Regions from separate parts of the Homo sapiens genome. Here region 1 is linked to region 2. A link is a contact called in ENCODE Hi-C or POLR2A ChIA-PET data. All regions are on one chromosome and are shown on one strand. The core of a region is the stretch at or near the end of the contact, and the rest is flanking DNA. Distances in the headings are between cores, read along the strand shown. Region 1 overlaps LOC124900479 (a long non-coding RNA gene). Region 2 overlaps NFAM1 (NFAT activating protein with ITAM motif 1).

The links. Hi-C counts contacts between places; a loop is a spot of excess contacts on that map. ChIA-PET counts read pairs that join two places held with the same protein, here RNA polymerase II (POLR2A). Pooled maps may share reads with other maps.
Region 1: a pooled map shows a loop between it and region 2 (2.5-fold over the local background). The contact joins two enhancer-like sites. A Hi-C loop is called at or near these places in 2 of 50 pooled maps. POLR2A ChIA-PET finds 5 or more read pairs at or near these places in 2 of 52 experiments (IMR-90 and endothelial cell of umbilical vein).

Annotation. Positions count from the first base shown.
Region 1 is chr22:42,534,640-42,539,407 of GRCh38, reverse strand. All of the region lies in intron 2 of LOC124900479 (a long non-coding RNA gene), which reads right to left. Among named protein-coding and RNA genes, the nearest start is that of SERHL2, 17 kb to the left of the region's middle. Within about 2 kb of position 2,132, at least 5 of the 41 ENCODE cell types and tissues checked have a DNase peak (open chromatin) inside an H3K27ac peak, as active enhancers do.
Region 2 is chr22:42,416,296-42,421,529 of GRCh38, reverse strand. All of the region lies in intron 1 of NFAM1 (NFAT activating protein with ITAM motif 1), which reads left to right. Among named protein-coding and RNA genes, the nearest start is that of NFAM1, 13 kb to the left of the region's middle. RefSeq lists an enhancer at 2,028-2,147. Within about 2 kb of position 2,507, at least 5 of the 41 ENCODE cell types and tissues checked have a DNase peak (open chromatin) inside an H3K27ac peak, as active enhancers do.

The DNA.
Region 1 (4,768 bases), core at 883-3,382, 120 kb before region 2:
TCTTGAAGTGTTTGCATAATGTCTGCTTCAATGCACTGTAGGTGGTGTGCACTGTAGAGTTTCACTCTCAGGAGGAAATTTATTCCACAACGGTAGCTGCACGTGTCTACCCAAAGATATTAACTTGCTGTGTTACCGACTCCTAGCATTCCTTAGGACTGTATGGCTTTGAACTTCATCTGAGGCTTCTACACTCTGTGGCTTTGACTTGGCCCTCCTCTGCTACCTGTGGTGATTCTTAGGGGCTGGTACAATTCTTTTTTGTTGTTGTTGTTGTTGTTGAGACGGAGTCTTGCTCTGTTGCCCAGGCTAGAGTACAACGGCGTGTGATCTTGGCTCGCTGCAACCTCTGCCTCCTGGGTTCAAGCGATTCTCCTGCCTCAGCCTCCCGAGTAGCTGAGATGACAGGCATGTGCCACCACATCCAGCTAATTTTGTATATTTAGTAGAAACGGGATTTCACCATGTTAGCCAGGCTAATCTCGAACTCCTGACCTTAGATGATCCGCCCGCCTTGGTCTCCCAAAGTGCTGGGATTAGGGGCATGAGCCACCGCGCCTGGCCCTTTTTTTTTTTTTTGAGACAGAGTTTCACTCTTGTTGCCCAGGCTGGAGTGCAGCAGTGCAATCTCGGTCCACTGCAACCTCCGCCTTCCAGTTTTCAAGTGATTCTCCTGCCTCAGCCTCCTAGGTAGCTGGGATTACAGGCACCCACCACCATGCCTGGCTAATTTTTTGTATTTTTAGTAGAGACGGGGTTTCACCATGTTAGCCAGGATGGTCTTGATCTCCTGACCTCATGATCCGCCCGCCTTGGCATCCCAAAGTGCTGGGATTACAGACATGAGCCACTGCGCCTGGCCTTTTGTATTTTTTAGTAGAGACGGGGTTTCACCATGTTGTCCAGGCTGGTCTTGAACTCCTGACCTCGTGATCTGTCCACCTTGGTGTCCAAATTGCTGGGATTACAGGCGTGAGCCACGGCGCCCAGCTGTTTTTTGTTGTGGGTGGTGGTGGTGGTTTGTTTTGTTTTGTTTTTGAGACAAGATCACCCAGGCTAGGGTGCCGTGGAGCAGTCATGGCTCACTGCAGCCTTGAACTCCTGGGCTCAAGCCATCCTCTTGCCTCAGCCTCCTGAGTAGCTGGGACTACAGGCACACACCATTACACCAAATTCAGTAGCTTCAAATAACACCCATTGTTAGCTCACAATTCGGTAGGACTGTAATGGATTGAATCATGACTCGTTCTCCCCACCAAATTCACATGTTGAAGTTCCAACTCCTACTACCTCAGAATGTCATCTTATTTGGAGATAGGTTCTTCTCAGAGGTGAACAAGTTAAAATCAAGATATCAGGCTAGGCCATATTCCAATATGACAGGTGTCCTTAGGAAAAAGGGAAATTTCATTATACACATCCAGAGAGAACATCAAATAGAAACGATGTGGTTATTTATTTATTGAATCAGAGTTTCACTCATGTTGCCCAGGGTGGAGTGCAATGGCACGATCTCAGCTCACTGCAACCTCCGCCTCCTGGGTTCAAGCCATTCTCCTACCTCAGCCTCCCGAGTAGCTGGGATTACAGGCGCCCACCATCACACCCGGCTAAGTTTTTGTATTTTTAGTAGAGACGGGGTTTCATCATGTTGGCCGGGCTGGTTTCAAACTCCTGACCTCAAGTGATCCACCCTCCTCGGCCCCTCAAAGTACTGAGATTATAGGGGTGAACCACAGCACTGGGCCCAGAATCCATTTTGAAGTGGAGCCAACAGGATTTGCTGCTGGGTGTTGTGAGAGTGGGAGGAGTCAGGGATGACGCACGGGTGTTGGCCTGAGCAGCTGGAGGAAGTGAGTTGCCGTGAGCTATGGGCACAGCCAGAGCTGGCTTTGTTGACTGTTTTATCTGATGCTGACCAGCCACTGACCTACTCTTCTTACAGATACATTGAGACTATCACACCGAGGGCCCACGGGCTTCGCTGGTCCGAGACCAAGTGTCCTTTCTCTTGAAGTGTTTGCATAATGTCTGCTTCAATGCACTGTAGGTGGTGTGCACTGTAGAGTTTCACTCTCAGGAGGAAATTTATTCCACAGCTGTAGCTGCACGTGTCTACCCAAAGATATTAACTTGCTGTGTTACCGACTCCTAGCATTCCTTAGGACTGTATGGCTTTGAACTTCATCTTGAGGCTTCTACACTCTGTGGCTTTGACTTGGCCCTCCTCTGCTACCTTTGATGATTCTCAGAAGCTGGTACAATTTCTTTTTTTTTGTTTGTTTGTTTTATTTTTTTGAGACAGAGTCTTGCTCTGTTGGCCAGGCTGGAGTGCAGTGGTGCGATCTCGGCTCACTACAAGCTCCGCCTCCCGGGTTCATGCCATTCTCCTGCCTCAGCCTCCGGAGTAGCTGGGACTACAGGCGCCCGCCACCATGCACAGCTAATTTTTTGTTTTTTTTAGTAGAGACGGGGTTTTACCGTGTTAACCAGGATGGTCTCGATCTTCTGAGCTGGTGATCTGCCCGCCTCGGCCTGCCAAAGTGCTGGGATGGGAGTCTTGCTCTGTCGCCCAGGCTAGAGTGCAGTGGCGCCATCTCGGCTCACTCCAGTTCTGCCTCCTGGGTTCACGCCATTCTCCTGCTTCAGCCTCCAGAGTAGCTGGGACTACAGGCAGCCGCCACCACACGTGGCTAATTTTTGGTATTTGTAGTAGAGACGGGGTTTCACCGTGCCCGGCCATAGTTATTCGTATGTTTATTGTTATTATTTTGTCTTTTTTTAATTTTTAGAGACAGGGTCTTGCTGCATTGCCCAGGTTGGAGGGCAGGGGCTATTCATAGGTGCGATCCCAGCCCACTGCAGCCTCAACTCCTGGCGTTGAGCGATCCCCCACCCCAGCCTCCCAAGTAGCTGGGATTACAGACACATGCCATTGTGCCCAGCTTGTATGTGTTTTCTGGGGTCATCCATTCCTTTAGCAAAAATGTGTTGAGCACCGGTGGAGCAGCAGTGCACCTGCCCAGGAGGCCCATGGCATGAGGCCGAGTGCAAACAGAAAGGGAGAGTAATTTCCTGGACTTTTACGAAGTGAGGCCCAAGGTTTGAACAGAATGCCCTGGTGAAAGGTTAGCTCATAGACCCCGGTGTGAGTTGAACTCTTAACCTTGTGGAGCAATAAATGAAGGCCTCCAGATATGAAATGATTTGCTTGGTGTCTCCTGCCTGCAACCTGTACATTTTTCTTCTAGACCATGCCTATTGTATTCTTGATTTTTTTTAAAAGACTATTTTGGGGAAACAGTTTTAAGTTCACAGCATAATTGAGAGGAAGGTACATTTATATGATTTTTAAACCTTGGAGGAAGAGGAAATTTTTTTTTTTGAGAGAGAGAGTCTCCCTCTGTCACACAGGCTGGAGTGCAGTGGCATGATCCCGGCCCACTGCAACCTCCGCCTCCCAGGTTCCAGTGATTCTCCTGCCTGTAATCCCAGCACTTTGGGAGGCTGAGGCATGCATATCGCTTGAGGGCAGGAGTTCGAGACCAGCCTGGCCAACATAGTGAAACCCTGTCTCTACTAAAAATACATAAATTACCCAACATGGTGATGCACAACTGTAATCCCAGCTACTCGGGGGGCTGAGGCATGAGAATTGCTTGAACCCGGGAGGCGGAGGTTGCAATGAGCCCAGATTGTGCCATTGCACTCCAGCCTGGGCAATAGAGCAAGACTCTGTCTCAAAACAAACAAACAAACAAAAAGTCTCAGAAAGGGAAATGAGCCATTGCAGAGAACAACTGTGTTTTGTGAGCGGGTCCCAACAATGCCACCACCAGGAGCGGGTGCCGCCCGCTCGGCCCCTGCAGAGCCGGGGACCTCAGAGGAAGGGGTGCAGGTGGCGGGGAGGGCCAGGCTGCAGATGCGGGGCCTCATTTTGTTTCCTTGTAAAGTGAATTCCCCAAAGGGTTCTGATGCTTTTGCTTGGCAGAGCAAGGGAAAATAAGACATTTTAAATGGATTCCATTGTCTTTCCTGGTGACAGAGCAGCCTCCCCAGCGTGTTTCCGTGTCTCTGTAGCCCCGTGAGAGCAGTTGCTCCCTTCTCCTCTTAAAACGCGGCAATAATGAGTCAGAAGAAAAAGTGCTTGTTGCCAAAGGCTGATTATTATAGGTCTCCGAGCATTCTGCATCCACCTGCTGAGGAAATCATGGCTTTGAGTGTGCAGAGATTTATTGCCATGCAAGTTCATTTGCAAGTTTAGAAGATAGGAACAGACTAATATTGAACTACAGAGGCAAAGATGGTAGAGTGTTTGAAGGGGTGCAACACAATTTTAAGATCCAGCCAATTCTCCCTCTCATCTCTCCTTCCCAACCCAAGGGCAATAACATCCCGCATCCCCAGGGCCATGCTCTGCATAGCTCTATGTAGCTGGCACATTCTCTAGGACTTGAGCTAACTGGAGCTTGGGGTCCTTGGCGATGACAAGCATGATATGCAGGGCAGCTCTCATCTCACAAGACCAGCTGGTAGGAAGCCCTTCCAAGACGTGGGTGGCCCTGAGCTTGAGCTTAGCTCAGGCAAAGTGGGAGATTGGAAAGAGAAGTGGAGGCAGGCTGGCCATCTTCCTTTTCTCACACACCTGCTGTGGCCTTGAGGAAGTCCTGTAAACTTTCAGGGCCCCAACTACCTCCTTCTCCAAATGGCTAGTGGCCTCCTTGAGCTCCTTGAGTAGGGCCACAGGCCACAGCAGTGAGAGTCCGCT
Region 2 (5,234 bases), core at 1,258-3,757:
GGTGGCAGATTCTGGGGGTGAGAGGAAGCCACAGAAGCATTTTCTTCTTTTCTTCTCTTTTTCTTTTCTTTTTTTTTTTTTTTTGAGACAGAGTTTCACTCTTACTGCCCAGGCTGGAGTGCAATGATGCGATCTCGGCTCACCGCAACCTCTGCCTCCCAGGTTCCTGCCTCAGCCTCCCGAGTAGCTGGGATTACAGGTGCCCACCACCCCACCACACCTGGCTAATTTTTGTATTTTTAACAGAGACGGGGTTTCACCATGTTGGCCAGGCTGGTCTCAAACTCCTGACCTCAGGAGATCCACCCACCTCACGCTCCCAGAGTGCTGGGATTACAGGCGTGAGCCACTGCGCCTAGCCCATGGGAGCATTTTCAATAAGAGCATACCAAGTTTTCCACGGTGCATTCCTTTCCCAAAATGTCCGCCCCTGCTGCAGAACAGGGATGCCATCTGGCCCTCTGCAGCACTGGCTTTGTCACAGGGCCAGCCTGTAGAGGGCTCGGGGGTCACTCCTGTTTTGGGAGCCACAGGCTGTGCTTGAGCTGAGGTGACAATAACAGTCCCCCAGTGCTGCAGGGCCATTTCTGACTACCATTGTCCCCAGGCCCCTACCTATTGCTGGCCCTGTCTACCTATTAGATGACCCAAGTTTAAGGAAACAGCCTCTGAATTTTTGACTCCCTTTAAAGAAGTATATTTCTTTCCTTTGAGAATGTTTTCTTTTCTTGCTTTGAGGAGTTTGTTTGTTTGTTTGTTTGTGACAGAGTCTCGCTCTGTCACACAGGCTGGAGTGCAGTGGCGTGCGTGATCTCGGCTCACTGCAACCTCTGCCTTCTGGGTTCAAGCGATTCTCTTGCCTCAGCCTCCCGAGTAGCTGGGATCACAGGCGCCTGCCACCATACCCGGCTAATTTTTGTATTTTTAGTAGAGACAGTGTTTCACCGTGTTGGCCAGGCTGGTCTTGAACTCCTGACCTCTAGTGATCCACCTGCCTTGGCCTCCCAAAGTGCTGGGATTACAGGCGTGACCCACTGCACCCAGCCTGTTTGTTTTTTGAGAGAGGGTCTCTCTTTGTCACCCAGGCTGGAGTGCAGTGGCATGATCATAATTCATTGCAGCTTCGAACTCCCAGGCTCAGGTGATCCTCCTGCCTCAGCCTCCTGAGTAGCTAGGACTACAGGCATGCCATCATGCCTGGCTAATTTATTTATTTATTGAGTAGAGATGGGGTCTCACTATATTCTGCAGGCTGATCTTAAAGTCCTGAGCTCAAGAAATCACCCAAGTTCAGGAGTTCGAGACTAGCCTGGCCAACATGGTGAAACCCCACCTCTACTAAAAATACAAAATTAGCCAGGCGAGGTGGCGCATGCCTGTAATCCTAGCAACTTGGGAAGCTGAGGCAGGAGAATTGCTTGAACCGGGGAGGTGGAGGTTGTAGTGAGCCGAGATCGTGCCATTTCACTCGAGCCTGGGTACAAGAGCAAAATTCTGCCTCAGAAAAAAAAAAAAAAAAAAAAAAAAAAAAAAAAAAAACCAAGAGTGGGATTACAGACTCAAAGGGACCCAGCTTAAAATCCCATGTCTACCACTGCAATTTGGGCAAACCTCTTGCCTTCTCTGAGCCTCAGTTTTGTCATCTGCAAAAGGTGAAACCAAACCCAGGGGACATTGGCTCTTCTGATCACATGGCTTAACAGTGACGCCTGAGAGTCTGTGCTGTGCGGGGCAGCCAGACACCCAGGAGTGGCTCAGGGAGGAAGTGAGCATGTCCTGGAGACAGAGGGGGACCCCAAAGCCCAGGAGAGGAAGGAATGGGTAGGACATTCCGCACAGCCGGAACAGCACGGGCGAAGGCGCCGGAGTGTGGCAGGCTGACGTCTACGCAGGAGTGGGCGAGTGAGGGCCAGAGAGCAGCTGAGCGGGGCTGTGCAGGTCCTGGGAGGCAAGAACTGGATCCTCCAAGCCAGGGACTTTCCATTTTTCTTAGCAGTGGCCCAAAGTTAAGAGATGCATGTTTTAGCGTGACCCTGTCTGAACCCAATTGTATGAATATAACTGAAACTAGAAGGTCGCAAACAGTGCCCTTACTACGCATGAAATGCTTCATGTTCTATTTTTTTTAATTGCTTGTCTTGACCCCGTAAATTGATTTCAGACTCCTTCCTGGGTCTCCTCCAGCAGGGAGCCCCTGCCGGTTCAGGCAGGGCAGGAGCAGGATGAGTTTGTGGATCGCTGGGGACTCAGAGCCACAGAGACAGCCCTGGTTGGGCAGGAGAGGGGACTGGATGGGAGCTGTTGAGTTGGAGGGATGGGGGCGTTGTGCAGGTGGTGGGCAGGTCTGATCCTGAACATCAGTGATCCACAGGAAAGCTGCCAGGTGGGCACACAAACACGTGGGGGCACACCCCGCCAGGGACTCACTCGGCATGTGGTCCCCGCGCCAGGTGTGGGAGGATAGCAACTCCGCCCAGCTCTCAAACTCCAAGTTCAAGCAGCCACAGATTCATAAGAAGAACCGGAAAAGGAAGGACTCAGGCACCCGTGGGCGGTTGACAAACTCTTTCCCAACAAGGGTGGGAGAAGAGCAGCTGGAGGCTGAAGGCAGAGGGCTGTTCATGCCCCCAGCCCTGCACACACCACACCCCTGAGGGGCCTTCAGCCAGGCCAGGCCAGCGCCCGGGACAGGGACAGTGCCCAAGTCTGGGTCAGGGAAAGACCCCTGGGGGTCCTTCTGTGCCTGGACCATCAGGGCCTATGTGCCCTGCACTGAGGGCATGTCATTTAACCCGGCAGAAGGGTATAGGGCTGGCATTTGCCTTTTAAAAAAAAAAAAAACAGAGATAGCTCTTGTCACCCAGGCTGGAGTGTAGCAGTGCGATCTCGGCTCACTGCAATCTCCGCCTCCTGGGTTCAAGCGATTCTCTTGCCTTACCCTCCCAAGTATCTGAGACTATAGGCTTGTGCCACTACACCCAGATACTTTTTTGTATTTTTAGTATAGAAGGGGTTTCACCATGTTGGCCAGGCTGGTCTTGAACTTCTGACCTCATGTGATCTGCCTGCCTCGGCCTCCCAAAGTGCTGGGGTTAATAGGCATGAGCCACCACACCCAGCTGGGATTTGCCTTTGTAGATCCCCAAGGAGGACTCCCTGTCTCATTCTTGTCCCTGGGGAAAGGCAGCCTGGCCCGTGGCAAGTAGCTGGGTTCCAGGTCCCAATTAATCCCACCACAACCCCTTAAGGCTGGCATTGTTGCTCCCCCTGTGTTGTGGGGAGACACTGAGGTCAGAGAAGTAAAGCCAGCTGCCCAAGTTGCACAGCCTTGAAGTGGCAGAGCCAGGAGCCGCATCCAGGCCTGTTGCCTCCAGAACCTGGGCTTTTCCCAAACGCCCCCGCTCATCGCCCCTATTTCTGGCCAGGCCCAAGGCTTCCTCACAGTGTGGGAGGGACTTCCCTGGAGCTGCAGAGAAGTGAGGGATGGAGGGTGTGTCACCCCCCAAAACACAGTCTCCTGTAAAGCAGGGTGGGCAGACTAAGCAGGGATCCACGGCGCTGCCCAGATGAGATGTCTGCGCTTGCAGTTCTGTGGGGGTGGGGAGGCACAGGAGAGGAGTTGAAGACTCAAAACAAACAGCCAAGCCCGGGGACGGGGCGGGGGCCCTCCCAGACACCGTGTGGCAACCCTGCCTCTGATGGCCCTGCTGCCCTCCTGCTCCACCCCTCCTCCCCCATGGTCCTCACTATGGGTGCCCTCTCCCCTCTCCCTGCACCATCCTATCCACATTCAGCAGGTTCAAGAAGCTCCTGTTCAGAAAACTCCCCCTGGGCCAAACTCCCTGCCCCTGCAGCAGGGCAGGCCAGGCAGGAGAGTTCAGGTCCTCACCAGCCCCTCCTCACTCTCTGCCCCAACTCTGCCCTCCCTGAGCCTCAGGGGTGCTCCTTGCAGCCACCTCCAGGCCCCGCTCTCCACAGGGCAAATCTCAAATCCTCCTAAACTCTCTAAGTGGAAGGGAAGTTCTCAAATCCGTTCCCTGCACAGAAAACACCTGGGGCTCCTTGAGACGTTTCCTCCCTGCGCCCCAGGACCTGTTCCAGCTCTGCCTGCCCCAGATCCCATGGGACCTGGAGAATAACCAGAAAAGCAGCTGGGAGCAGCTCCTGGGCCCTCTAGGCCCCTTGGTGCTGGGGGATTTCTCCTGGCAAAACTCAGCTCCTCTGGTCACTCTAAGTCAAAGTTCTATGGTCACCGAAAGTCACAAATGCGTCCCAGTTCTTCACATCTCTAACCCTGTGTAACAGACAAAACTTCAAACTCTAAAGCTGAAGTGGTTCCCCAGGCCACCTGAAGCCTGTGTGAGGGTGAGGGGCGAGGTGCCTCTTCTCTTTCCCACCCAGACCCCTTCCTTGTCCGTCCCCACCGGTCAACCTGGGTGGAGGCAGAAAAGACCTGCCTTGTCAGGTGCGGGGGAGGCTGGCCCTGGGCTCTGCGTGCTTGCGGTGTTGCGTGGAGTCCGTTGGGGCCCCCACGGAAGTGGGGGATTGCTAACTGGAATTCTGTGGCTCTCACTCCCTCCTCAGCCCCCGGCGTCTGGTATCCACCCTGGTCTTCCTCTCCAGGCCGTGGGCCCCTCTAGGCAGCTGCATGAGCCAGTCTAGAAGGACACTCAGCCAGCTCACTGCCCCGGACCACGTTATCCCATGGGGACATACTGCCTTTGCCAGAAAAGGGACAAAGCATGATGCAGCCACACCACGCCCTGGCATGAGATAGATAGCGGCCGAGTGCCCTCACTCAGGGAATACTGCTCAAGTTCAGCCAGGGTCCCGCTAAAGCCCCTCTCAGCCTGGGGTGAGAAGCAGGCACCCCCGGGGCAGGCCGGATGCCCTGCAGCTCTCCCCAGCCCCCTCTACACCCACCTTCTGTGACCCCGTGGTCTCCATGTGATCCTGGAGCCAAGTAGCCACTTGTTGGCCATCTGGTGGTGAAAATTTGTGAGGCCCACCAGGGTTCTGACAAACCTCTTATTAGCATCTGATGGCTACTGTGCCCAGTGCCAATGTGAGCACCCCCTGCCATATCTGATGACAGCTTCCCAGCCTGGGTGCTGGCTCTTCTTCCTCAACACAGCCAGACCAACTGGGGTCCGAAGCCTGGCCCCACCACTCATGATCTCTGTGGTTTTGGGCCTTTAAGATCCTCTGCTTTTTGGTTTTGGTTTTGAGATGGG